2 separate regions of the Mus musculus genome follow, and region 1 is linked to region 2. A link is a contact called in ENCODE Hi-C or POLR2A ChIA-PET data. All regions are on one chromosome and are shown on one strand. Each heading gives the region's core, a stretch centred on a gene start or an enhancer-like site at or near the end of the contact. The rest is flanking DNA. Distances are from core to core; before and after follow the strand shown. Region 1 holds the start of Nabp1 (nucleic acid binding protein 1). Region 2 holds the start of Slc39a10 (solute carrier family 39 (zinc transporter), member 10).

Evidence for each region. Hi-C counts contacts between places; a loop is a spot of excess contacts on that map. ChIA-PET counts read pairs that join two places held with the same protein, here RNA polymerase II (POLR2A).
Region 1: a loop to region 2 is called in a map of v-Abl transformed pro-B cells, with 3 times the contacts of the local background. The contact joins the promoter of Nabp1 here to the promoter of Slc39a10 in region 2. A Hi-C loop is called at or near these places in 1 of 37 maps with a recorded cell type or tissue (v-Abl transformed pro-B cells). POLR2A ChIA-PET finds 5 or more read pairs at or near these places in 1 of 5 experiments (embryonic stem cell).

The regions. Positions count from the first base shown.
Region 1 is chr1:51,475,206-51,480,882 of GRCm38, forward strand. It overlaps Nabp1 (nucleic acid binding protein 1), which reads right to left and starts at 3,194. Exons shown (of 6, transcript NM_028696.3): 1 at 2,620-3,194; 2 at 2,273-2,411. The coding sequence starts at 2,710.
Region 2 is chr1:46,849,665-46,856,071 of GRCm38, forward strand. Slc39a10 (solute carrier family 39 (zinc transporter), member 10) reads right to left here and starts at 3,954. Exons shown (of 10, transcript NM_172653.3): 1 at 3,807-3,954.

The sequences.
Region 1 (5,677 bases), core at 1,944-4,443, 4.6 Mb after region 2:
AGATGGATCTCAGGCCTTGAACATACTAGGCAAGCACTCTGTCACTAAGTTATATTCCTAGAACTTGATTTTAAACCTGATTTTTAGGCATCTCCCTAAACTGCCCAGGTTGGTTGCTCTGTAGCCAAGTAGCCCCCAACCTTGCCATCTTCCTGTCTCAGCCTCAGGAGGAACTGGAATGCATAGTTTGATAAAATCTTGACCAGGCATGGTAACACACATTTTGAATCCCAGAACTGAGAAAACTGAAACATGAAATCAAATTTGAGCTTATGTACAAGGAGAATGAGTGGAAAGAAGTAGTGTTCTGGTAAAGTACATATTTATTGTTATTTCTAGATGATTAATGACTTTATCAGCAGTTAACAAAAGATGGGTTTTTTTTTAGTGAAGAATTGGTTTGATTGGTTAACTAAAGTTCACCTTAAAATTACTTTAAAACAGACTATTTCAACAGAAGAAATATCTGTAAGGGGCTCAACAGTTAAGAATACCGAACTGCTCTTTCAGAGGTCCTGAGTTCAATTCCCAGCACCACATGGTGGCTCACGACCATCTGAATTGGGATTCGATGCCATCATCTGGTATGTCTGAAGACAGCTACAGTGTGCTCACATATATAAAATAAACTTTAAAAACTTTAAAGAAAAAAAAAAACATCTGTAAAATTCTCTCCATTACAGTTAGAAGAACGTACATGTTTTCTACTCTCTGAAGACTGGCATGGGTATTAACACCTGTGTGAAGCTTGGTTAAGGAGGAGAGGAGCCTAGGAAGGGGACAAAAGACACACTCAAAGAAATAGAATTCAAAGTGTATTCTAAGGAGGAGCTTCTAATAGTAAAAATTCAGTATTTGTATTGCCTTTCAGCCACAAGGTACATAAAGCCAACACACCAGCATTGTCTGTGTTACTGACATGGCCAAGGATGATATAACAGTACTATGTCTACTTCTGCAGACAGCAGTTCTCAAGCTCCTCAAAGTTTGGCACTTTCTAAAGCAGCTATAAAAAAGATAGACCACTAATCTTCTTGCCCTGCTGGTTTCCCCAAATTTTGCAACTTTTAATATCAACAGAATGAAACCAATTGTTTAGTGTGAGCAATTTTAAATGTGAATGACATCATTAAATCTAGATTAGCAGAATCAGACCAAAGTCTGGCTTTTTCAATGTTTCTTTGTACAACTACCAAGGTGGGTAACTTCATTAAAACATATATTATGATTAGTATTAGTATTGTAGTTCTCCCCATAACCTCCAAAAGAAGTGATTTTTGGGGGGGAAAAGACATGGACGTTAAAAAGATGTAATTTAGTGTCACAATGACTCAATGTCTGAGAATAAGATGCCTAAATTCTGACTCTCACTTCCTGCTTTGATGATACCTTACCTCACTTCCTGAAAATGTTGTAAGGCCTGTGAGATAGGATCAAAGAACTCCTGCCCAAAGACTCAATACTTCTACCATTCTCTTAGCTCAGCAGCAATTGTCAACTATTTTTCTGATGGCTACCAATAAAATTATTACAATTCTCCCAATCACAGAAGCTTCCATATTCTACTTTTAAGATTCTTTCCTGAACTTTTCTTAAGGCCAACATTTGGTAAGATTTTCAAGTCTATGAAAAAAAGTATTCCAACTCCATAACCAACTAAATACTCTGAATGAATCAAAGATTAACTTCTGCCACTGTGTATTATTTTGGGTTTTGTGAAACTCTGATCTTACAGATGAAATCATTTTCAAGAATGAGTATTCCAGATATTCATTCATGTCCATATCACAACGATGAGTATTGAGTACAAAAAAAGGTACCAAAAAAGGAAAGGGGTGGAAGACATTATACTTCATACACGAACTGATTAAAAAGGAAATGTGTCCAACTGGTGTGGCACACAGAACTGATTTCCAGGTATATCTCTGTGAGTTCGAGGACAGACTAGTCTATAGAATTGTTCCAGGACAACCAGGGCTACACAGAAAAACCCAGTCTCCAAGAAAGGGTGGAAAGGGTAATGTGATCTTTTATCAGCCTCACTGATAAATGCTCACTGACTTCCACACGGTATTCTCAAAAATAAAATTAACCTTTAAAATTGGAGGGGAGTTAAATCCCTACCTAAAACAAATTAGCTGTGAAGGTGAGCTGCTCCCAGTGAGGTCCACTAAAACAGCTCCCTTCTTGAAGTGGCCCATGGAAGAGCCAAACAACTTCAGAACCCCGAAGTCGGCCAAACCCACACCTACCCCAATTTATGCACACCTACCCTCTGGTCAACCGAATAATATCCCCTGTCTGTATGAGCCCTCCGATCTCATCCCACACAGAAATAGTGATGCTTCCCGTTCTATCAGCTACTTTGCAGGATCTCACTTCATGGCCGTCTTTGGTTTTGGTCACTCGTCCTGTGAAGATTTAAAAATCAAAAAGGGGAGAAGGAAAGGTGTGTTAGATAAGGAGTTCATTCGAGGGAGCTCTTTCACCCTCCTCTGGCTCGCTACGTGACTGACTTCTGTCCCCGGGTAGGATTCTGGGCCAGGAGCACGTGGGGTCGCGGGCGGGGAAGAGGTCCGAGCTCTCGAGGGTGTGGGGCGGGCTGCGGACCTCACTTACCTATCTCCAGGACAATAAAGACGACATTTAAGTTTTTCAGTCCGGCCTTAATGTCTTTTATAAAAAGTGGAGGGTCGTTGACCCCGTGCATACTGAGGCAGGTGCGGCTACGCTTCAGAGACCCACTAGGCAAGGCTTCCCACCCTCGGGGAGGGGCAGGGGCAGAGCCGGGGAGCAACCTGGGGCAAGATTGGCGACCGGGGTCAGGAAGCGGTAATTCAGGGGCCGGGTAAACCAGCCCTAGAGGCACGGAGCCAAAAGAAAATAAAAATGGAAAAGGGAGGGGAAAAAGACTCTCACAAGTTCAAAAAAAACAAAAAACCAAAAAACAAAACCGAAGACGCACTCCGCACCCTGAGCCCGCTCCCAAGTGGGCGGCGAGCAAACCAGCGTGCGCACTGCCGCCTCCGCTAAGGGAAAAGGGATCAGGAGACGGCCCTGCCCGAGTCCCGCTGTCCCTCACACAACACACGCACACGCGCGCGCCCCCTCCGTCCCAGGCTCAGGGAAGGTACGTGACAGCAAAACGGCAAGGCTGTTCACCAACCGCGCAGCCCGCGTCCCAAGCAGCAACTGGCGAACGCTCCCTCAGGCCGGCTTTATTAAGCCGCGCCCCGCCCCTTGTGGCGTCACGCGACGTCACCACGCCCACTAGCACGCCTCTGGGGCGGAACACAGCGCCACTGAGCTCGCAGCTTCCCTGGATCCTCCCCTACTGTCAGCACAAGCACCGCCTCCCGGCCGACCAATGGTCTCTCGGCCACACCCTCCTCCCGCTGGTCGCTCCACGTCTTCCGGGTTTCTGTAGGGCTGGGTCTTTTGGTGCTCCGAGGGAGACCTGGCTTCTTCTAATTCCTCAGGATCCTTCAGTAAGGCCACCTTTGCCCTTCAGTCCCGCGATCACGTGGAACTCAGATGTTCCGAACCCCGTGGTTAGAGCAAGTATGCAGTTGAGAAGGAACGGAGAGAGTGATCGAGCAGGATCAAGGAGAGAGAAAAAAGGGCGAACTAAAGGTGTCCGAGGCTTCCAAGAGAGTGGTTCCCAGTCGCAGGCAACTTGGCGATCAACCTTCGTACTTTAGAGGTGTTTAAATTGGGATCCAGAAACACGAGGTGGTCTTTTTAAAAGTAACTTGTAAATAAACCTCTTTTCATGCTGATAATAGCCATACATAGTTAAGTTCCACAGATATTTCATTTTTTCCTTAACCCTTTTCTTTAAATTGCACTTGGCTTTTATATAACTAAGATGAGTTAACCATACACTGGTGAAGGGGAACCTTAAAACAAAACCTGAAAGGGAGGGTTGTGCTTTGCCACCAAACAAGCTGGAGGCTAATTGTGTGACCTTGAAATTAGTTGGTTAAGCTTCCTAGCCAGAATTTAACAATCTGAACAATAAAACTAGGATCCTTGCCTCATAGAGGATAAAATGGGGTCATAAATAAATTGCCCAAGTACAGTCGCAAATAGATCTGTGATCAGTATTTCTTTTCATCAATTTTCTATTGAAAATAATTACCTGTTATTTAATCTCATGGTGAGTGATAATTTTAACCCCCGTTTACAAGTAATAAAACTCACTAGAGAATAACCAAACTGGATTTCAATTTAGGCAATCTTGACCCTAGGAGGCTTCAACCAGAAGTATTTTATGTTTAAGTAGTATGATTGTAACCCTCCAAAACAGATTGAAGAAATGGGAACAGCAGAGTATATTCTAGCATGTTAGAGAATCATATAAGCAAATACTGTGGAAAATAGAAAATGTATATATCAAAAACACACTTCTTTTTCTTTTTAAGGATAATACCGAGAAACAGCATAGAGAAAAGTTTAAGAATAAATAACAAGCCATGTTAAGAACATTGAGCAGCCTAGAGGTGAAGCACACCTTTAATCCCACCATTCAGGAATCTCAGGCAATCTGTGAGTTCAAGGTCAGCCTGAGCTACACAGAAACCTTGCCTTGAAAAACAAACAATATAATAGAGCAAAGTTGTGGCCAGGGATCTGGGTGGGGTGGGGTGGGGTGGGGGACCTAGCCACTCCCTGAATTCTCAACCATTTGCCCTCATAAAAAGGACTAAGAGGGATGCTCAGAATTATTTATATACACATTCCTTAAAGAGGTCCCAAACACTAAGAGACCAGGCCCTGTAGGGGTGTGCCCTAGGTGGGTTCTCGGGGCTGACCAACACTGAGAGGAGAGGTAGACAGACTCATGCACCCTATCCCCAAACCAGAAGACATCTCCAACTGATTAACGGCTCACAAATGAATATTAGTTCTAACAGTTTCACCTGGGCTACAAAAACAACTCAGTGACATTTTGGGAGGTTCTTTGTCTCCTAACGTCTCGTTGGGACTGTTTTGACTGGTCCTTACTGATTGTATATTATGGTTTCTGGTTTTGTACTATTTCTGTGTGTTTGAAAGAGTGTCACAGTGTCCATCTGATTCTTGTGCTTTTTTTTCCTTATGTTTTGTTTGTTTTATTATAATTTTTTAGATTCCTGTTTATTTTCTAACTGAGAAAGTGAATTTAGATGGGAAGGGAGGATCTGGGAGGAGTTGGGATATAATCAGAATATATGGTATGAAAAAAAAAAAACTATGTTCAATAGAACACACTTGCATGCCAAGAGAGGGAGGAGAGAGAGAGAGAGAGAGAGAGAGAGAGAGAGAAGAGAAGAGAAGAGAAGAGAGAAGCAGGCACTCTAAAAAGCAGAAGCTACTGCACAGGGCTGTCCCTCTGTCCCTGCCCTTCCTGGCCCTCCCTCCACCCAAGACAGACTCAGCTGATCCTCTCACTTCCTCCCCTAGCACAGAGCTCCCACAATAAAAATGGCACCACTTTCTCACAAACCCACAGGCAGCCTTGAGAAACTGCAACAAGAACACACAGTTCAATGGAGAGCATAGGTTTCAGCAACTCCTAAGTCACTTCTCAAAGATTATAGTTGATTAAGGATAAAATCAACTATGGGTGTGATGGTCCAAGCTCTTAAGGCAGCACTAGAGGCAAAGGCAGATCAATTGCTAAATGGTCTACACA
Region 2 (6,407 bases), core at 2,704-5,203:
AACATTTACCTCTCTAATTTTAACAAATTGCTTTTGCAATTAAAAACAAAAATAGCCCACATATTCTTTTGGAAGGTACCTTGATTCTCTGTCTATCCAGTTTTTTTTTCCCCCCACTTAGAAAACTCAGGGCTAAATGTAATCACAATCAGTTTAAAAAAAAATAGCTACACATTCTTATTGGCAGCAGTGAGCAGCTGGAAAGCCATAGGTGCATCCAAGGGAATGCAGTCTAAGGGCAGGTGCCAAGAAACTTCAAAGTAAATCAAACACTAGGGGGCAGCAAACTGTTGAGGATTGTATCAGGAAATCAACTCACAGACAAGACACAAAGACAGAGAAAGAGGATATGACACTGTATTCACTCATTTTGCTGTAGGGCTAGAGAAACCCAGCAAGTCACTATGGAAGTTAGTGGCTGCACTATGGAGACAGCTCATCTGCTAAGATACACCCCAGCCTTGTGTATAATTTTTAGTATGAGTTACACGATGAAAGATGGCTTAAAATTAAATCACTGTGATAAGAAGGTTCTTTGATTGCCTCCATTTCTCGTGCAATTTCAGTTGTCTCCTTTATCTAATGTTGGTTTAAAGTATTAGTGACTAAGTCCTTTTGATACAAAACTCAGCACTTCCACTCCTGAGGCAGGCACTACACTCATGACTAGTATTTTTATCCACATGATTTTAAGTCAATGCTGAGTTTGAAACCAACAGACAAGCTACCTACCTACACCCAGTCACTGAATGTGTCATAGCACAGGGATGCTTTGTGACAAAAAGCTGTGGGGTATAGGCTTCAGAAATCTGGCTTTGTAAAGAAACCAAAACATACACAGGTAAGTACAGAATAAAAGTGGTAAAAAGGCAAATGTACAGTTATCAGCTATTACATATGAGCTACAGATTTAAAAGATGTATTCTCTCAAAGGCCCAAGGAGTAGAAGCATTAAGTATCATCCTAGGGTAATCAATTATCAGGCAAAACAAAAGAGTAAATTCAATCATTACAGAAACGTTTGAATGTAGAAAGGGTTAGAACAACTATCTGGTTCATCATCATTAAAGGCCGTATTAAACTCCTGAATAGGTTTTATAATACTTCCAGGCTAAAGCAACCTGCAAAGGTAACCAAATTAGTTAATAGTATATCCAGTTTTTGAATCTTTAACCTCACTCCAAATCCCTAAATTCATCCCAATACTGCTCAATACCCAGGGTTCTGCAGAGCCAAGAGGAATGTAATATAAATTTCTTTAATTAAGAACAAATGTTCAGCTCAGCTATTGAACAATTTCCCTTGGGGAGGAAAAAATACACACACACACACACACACACACACACACACACACACACACACACACACACACCCCTATCTTCTCCATATATCGCTTAGGTTTCCTAGAGCAATGCTTGCATGCTAAACATTAGGCCTCCTCAAAGTAATTCAAACCAGGGTTGAAAATCTGGCAGAGCCAAAGGTGACTCCAAGGACTGAGGAAAGTGGATCCTGAGTTCCAGACACACAAGAGCTACATAGGGAAAGCATCAAGAAAAAACAAAAGTCTGGACAAAAAAGTGGGATGAGGGTGGTAGTTTACAAGCTATCTCAGGGGACTAGAGGCTGTAAAAGGAAGACCTAATCCAGGTAGCACCTTGTAATGAAATCTGAAATGCTACGGAATTTACAATGTTCTGGGAACTAACATGCTCCAACTTTGTCTGGACAGGTCTCAGGCAAACTCTAACTTTAGAAAAAAGGTTGTAAAATGTCCTTCAGTGTAAGTACCCTGGCTTATACAAAGTAAAAGTTCAATTTATGTTCAGAATTGGGCCCTAGCCCAAGAAACACTCCATTATTTAATATATCCAAATATCTCCTAATTCACAAACAAAAGCTGAAAACACTTCTGGTCCTGAACATTTCAGATAAAGGGTATTCACCTGCATAGCTCATGATACATATCCATACAGGCATACATTATTTGCAGTACTAACAATTAAGTGTAGATTTGTGCAAACCCTGGGCAAGTTTCCTACCACTCAGCTCTTTTACTTAACTTTTAAGACAAGCTCCAGGACTCTAACTTGCCAGCTTCCTTCCTCAGTCTCCTCCCACCCCTGCTCCCAAAGTAGCTGGGTTTATAGATCTGTGCCTTCAGGTATCACCTGAGAAATCGTCTTTGCCACCTCTTTTAAAGTAGCACCAAAACCATTCATTCTTGCGCATGGGTTCCTAACCACGCTTAGTTGATAGAATTCAGTTTTGTCAATTTGGGGAGAGATTAAAACCACTGAAATTCAGTTACTTTTCGGTGAGGATGTAACTTCCTGAATACAGGCCAAAATTACAGTAATACAAAACACTTAAATCCTTTAAGTATAATTTTTAGTTCTTGCTAGTTTGAAGTTAGTCATTATTAGGCAGGCCAGTACCGTTGATATTTAATGCTTTATTCAAGTATGGCTTACTCCATCAAAGCCAAATAGTTTCCCATTAACTCTTTCAATGTAACTTTATGTACCCTTAATAATCTATAGTCACAATCCAAGACCCTTATTCTAGAAAACACCAAATGCTAAAAATGCCCACCAGCACATTTTATTTCCTTCACAGCATTTATCACTTTATCACTGATGTGTCTTTCATCCTACTGTAATGTCCAATGCACATAGGAAGAGGGGTGTGTGGGATGGACTCCCAAGGTCCAGGAGAAATGACTCACAAGGTACTCAAATACTTGTAGATTACGGGAATCCTAACATTACTCTGTACACAGAAGTTCTGCTTTGTTTAGGCTTCCCAATAGCACTGTTAACAATTCTAAGCCTCCAGCTCTTGTATTACTTTTTCTTAATTACCATTAGATACACATCCAAAAAGAAAACATACAAGAAACCTGTCACCCGCTAGTTACCGCACTTAACGGAGACATAAATAAGTTTCTAGGAGACGGTGGGTTGTACTGTCTTTTAACTCATGCTTTGTGTCACTTGGAGCAGACACTGGGGTGAAGGACCCTTCCAAATCGGTGGCGGGGCGTCCTGCGGTGAGATTTCTTCCACGTGCCCAGCTCCTTAAACTCGGCCCATGTGGACAGGCTCCCACGTGAACGCGTCTTCTCAGAAGCCGCAGGAAGCCCTTCCACGTCACGCCACCCGACGCCTCGCCAGGCTGGAGAGTTCCGAAGACCCCCCCCCCCCCAAGGGAGGAGCGAAGCGTGGAGCGGATGCGGACCCCGCGGTGGGCCGGCCACTTCCCTCCGCTCCCAACCGCGCCCACGCCACCCTACACCCCGGTGGCCGGGAACAAAGCCCGCGGCCGCACCACGGTCGCCCCACAACCCGGCTCCGGGACCCGTGGGCTGCGCCACACGCAGTTCCCGCGCGCCCCACCGAGCCTTTTCGGTTGGCCCGGAGCTGAGCGGCCGCCGTCCGTTACCCCCCGCAGACGAGCCCCTGGGACCTGCCTCGGGTCCCGGGTCCCCCGTACGGCGGCCGCGGGAAGCCCGCGCAGCCCTCAACCGGCGCTGCCCGCTCCGCGGCCCCGCAGCAGGCCGTGGGGCGCGGGTCCCCCACCGCCGACGCGGCACACTCGGCTGGCCCCAGCCTCACGCGCCGCTCTCCTGCTCGCCGCCACCGCCTGCAGCAGCTGCGAACACACGCGTCCCAACCCAGAGGCCCCGGTGCCAGCCCCAACCCGGCCGCCCAGCCTCCCCAGCCGTCCCGGGACTCCCAGGCTCCGCCGCGCACGGGGCCGGTTCTGGGGGAGGGAATGTAAACAAATCGGGGTTTTATAGTTACCTCACACTCGAGTGCCGTGTGCATCTCCTCTCCGCTCGGTACCAAACCCCGGCTGCACCCAGTCGTGTATTCTCCAAAGCCGCCTGCGCTATCTGCGTCGCGGAGCCTAGCGCGAGAGCCGGCGCTCTACGCCGACGGCGCACTCAGCCTGCTCCGGCTCCCTGCGCAGCCGCACCCTGGCCGCCTCAGCGCTACGCCGGCGGCGCACCCGGCCCGCTCGGGCGCCCTGCGCAGCCGCACCTCGGCCTGATCGGCGCTACGCCGGCGGCGCACCGGCAGCGTTCAGCCATTCACTTCGCGGACGCGCCTGGCGTAGGAGAGCGGCGGCACCGGCGGGAGCTACACCGACTGGCGGCAACTGGAAGAAATTAGATCTACGCAAATTGCGGAGCTCTGTAGCTCCGCGCTAGTTTTGTTCTGAGAAAGGACTCCTCGGGGATTGGGGGGAGTTGGGGCGGCTTTTAACGCATGCGTGGAACGGCCTTGGTCGCCTCGCCTGGCCTCGCACGTCGGTTGCTGAGGCCTTGGGCTAGCGGATGAGACGTAGAAGCCTGGAGAACGAGCGTCCTAGGCCGAAGTTTCGGAGTGATCAATTAGGATTGCTGATCTGTACACGGGTTAGACATCTATATTAAATTAACTCCGCCCCCTCTGTCCCAGCGACCGTGCCAGTCTCTGGGCAAAACTAAACTTTAGTGCTATGTGCAAAGTGTTTTGCATAACTCCCCCCACCGCACCCCCATTTAAAGAGCACTTACAGTGGGACTTCCCAAACAGAAAGGAGTTGAGTTTAAAAATGTCACGTAGTTCTGGTAGCTTTGGGTACCCATCCAAGGACTTCCCACCACCTTCTCTTACTGGAACAGTTTTACACCCAAAGGCAAGCCCCCCCCCCCCCATCCGCCCAGCAACACCGGTGCATTCATGCTTATATCCTGCCTGTTCTTGGATCCCTTTGCTCACACCGCCATTCTCAATGGCCTCCTCCCCTCTTAAGCAACTAACAACCCACAATTTTCTTAAAAGGAGGCTCGGCAAACTCTTTGCTTCATTATTCATTACTCTGCTTCCTGACTCTTAATTCATGTCTAGGCTTATTTGTATTCTGCCCAGATGCCTGTGTTTCTGTATTCAAGCTGAGCGTATTTACTAGTGAAAGTGAATTCTGGCCTTGCTTTATGGATGAACAGAGTGCATATAACTCTGAGCAGTAGTAATTGCCAGCTTTATGTATCAGGTACCTCCAGCATGCTTTGCGTGTGTATTAATTTAATATTCCTAACAGACTGAAGAATGACTACCCAGGAAATAAAGTCATAGGAAATAAGTAACTTGCCTGAGAGAACCGAGGAGGGGCATAGAAAGCCAAACCTATTCGGTATGGCTACGTGGCCTGTCTCGCTGACTTGAACTCCATGAAAGAAGCTGTTTTGCCTTTTGTTTTCTACCTGTACACGGAACATCTTTCGAGTGCTTAATGAGTGGCTAAAACCACAGTGAGCTTCTTCTACTCCTCTTTCTCTGCTGTCAAAGGAAGACATTCTGATAAGTCCTCAGGCCTCAACATTAGTGGAAGAAGATAGCAGAGTGACCACAGTCCTCAGACCCATGAATTAAGCTGGGGATTACACAAAAAGTAATGACTTAAGTTGTATAGAGTTTACCAGTAGATCCTTTGGGTACAAAGCATTAAAATATCCAATTTGCCATGGTATTTTAAGGCTTCTAATTATTTGATTAAACACATTGTCAATATATATATATATATATATATATATATATATATATATATATATATATATATTTATAAACATTTTTCAAATAAGTTAGAGCCCTTGAGTCAAGTTTCGAGCAGTGATTTGGGGCTATTTGTTTACAAAACCAATGTTCACCTGGTTTGCACAGGTACATCTAAATACTTGGTTAAACACTGAAGTATGACCATGGAGAGCAGTTAGTAGCTACAGCTGTTAATGGGATTCCTCCATACTCCTCAATCTCTCACAGTCCTTTCAAGATTTTCGAGAATTTCAGATTGTGGCAACTAAAGTGCTAAAAGCTTCAGTCACGGTATTATTTCATGTATCTGTATCTGAAATTTAAAGGTAACCGTTTTACTTCTATGAGGCAATATAGTGAATCCAATGAATCTTTTAGTTCTTCCAAGGATTAGGAAAGAGCCAAATATAACAATGGGCATACAAATCACACCCCACCTTGAACTTTAACTGTCACTAAAGGAAGCCCAGGACAGAGGCCCAGCTTCCCTTCTAATTTTGAGAAAGTGCTCACCATCCACAACACAGTTATGGTGGTAATGAAATCTACAAAGGGCAGGAGAGATTCTAAGAAATCAGACCTTTCAAACCCAGTTGTTCTTTTCATGAATCAAGATTAGTAATAATAAATGATTTCTAAAAAAAAAAAATCTCCTTAATACACTTGAATCTAAACACGGATTCTCACATGACCAAATAGATTTGGATCATCCTAGAAAAGTCATTAAGAGAAGAAGGAAGATTAAATGGAGTGAAATACAAGGGACTGAGCACCAGAACAGGTATTTAAAACCTGGGAAAGGAAGGTGTCAGGCTCCTGTAA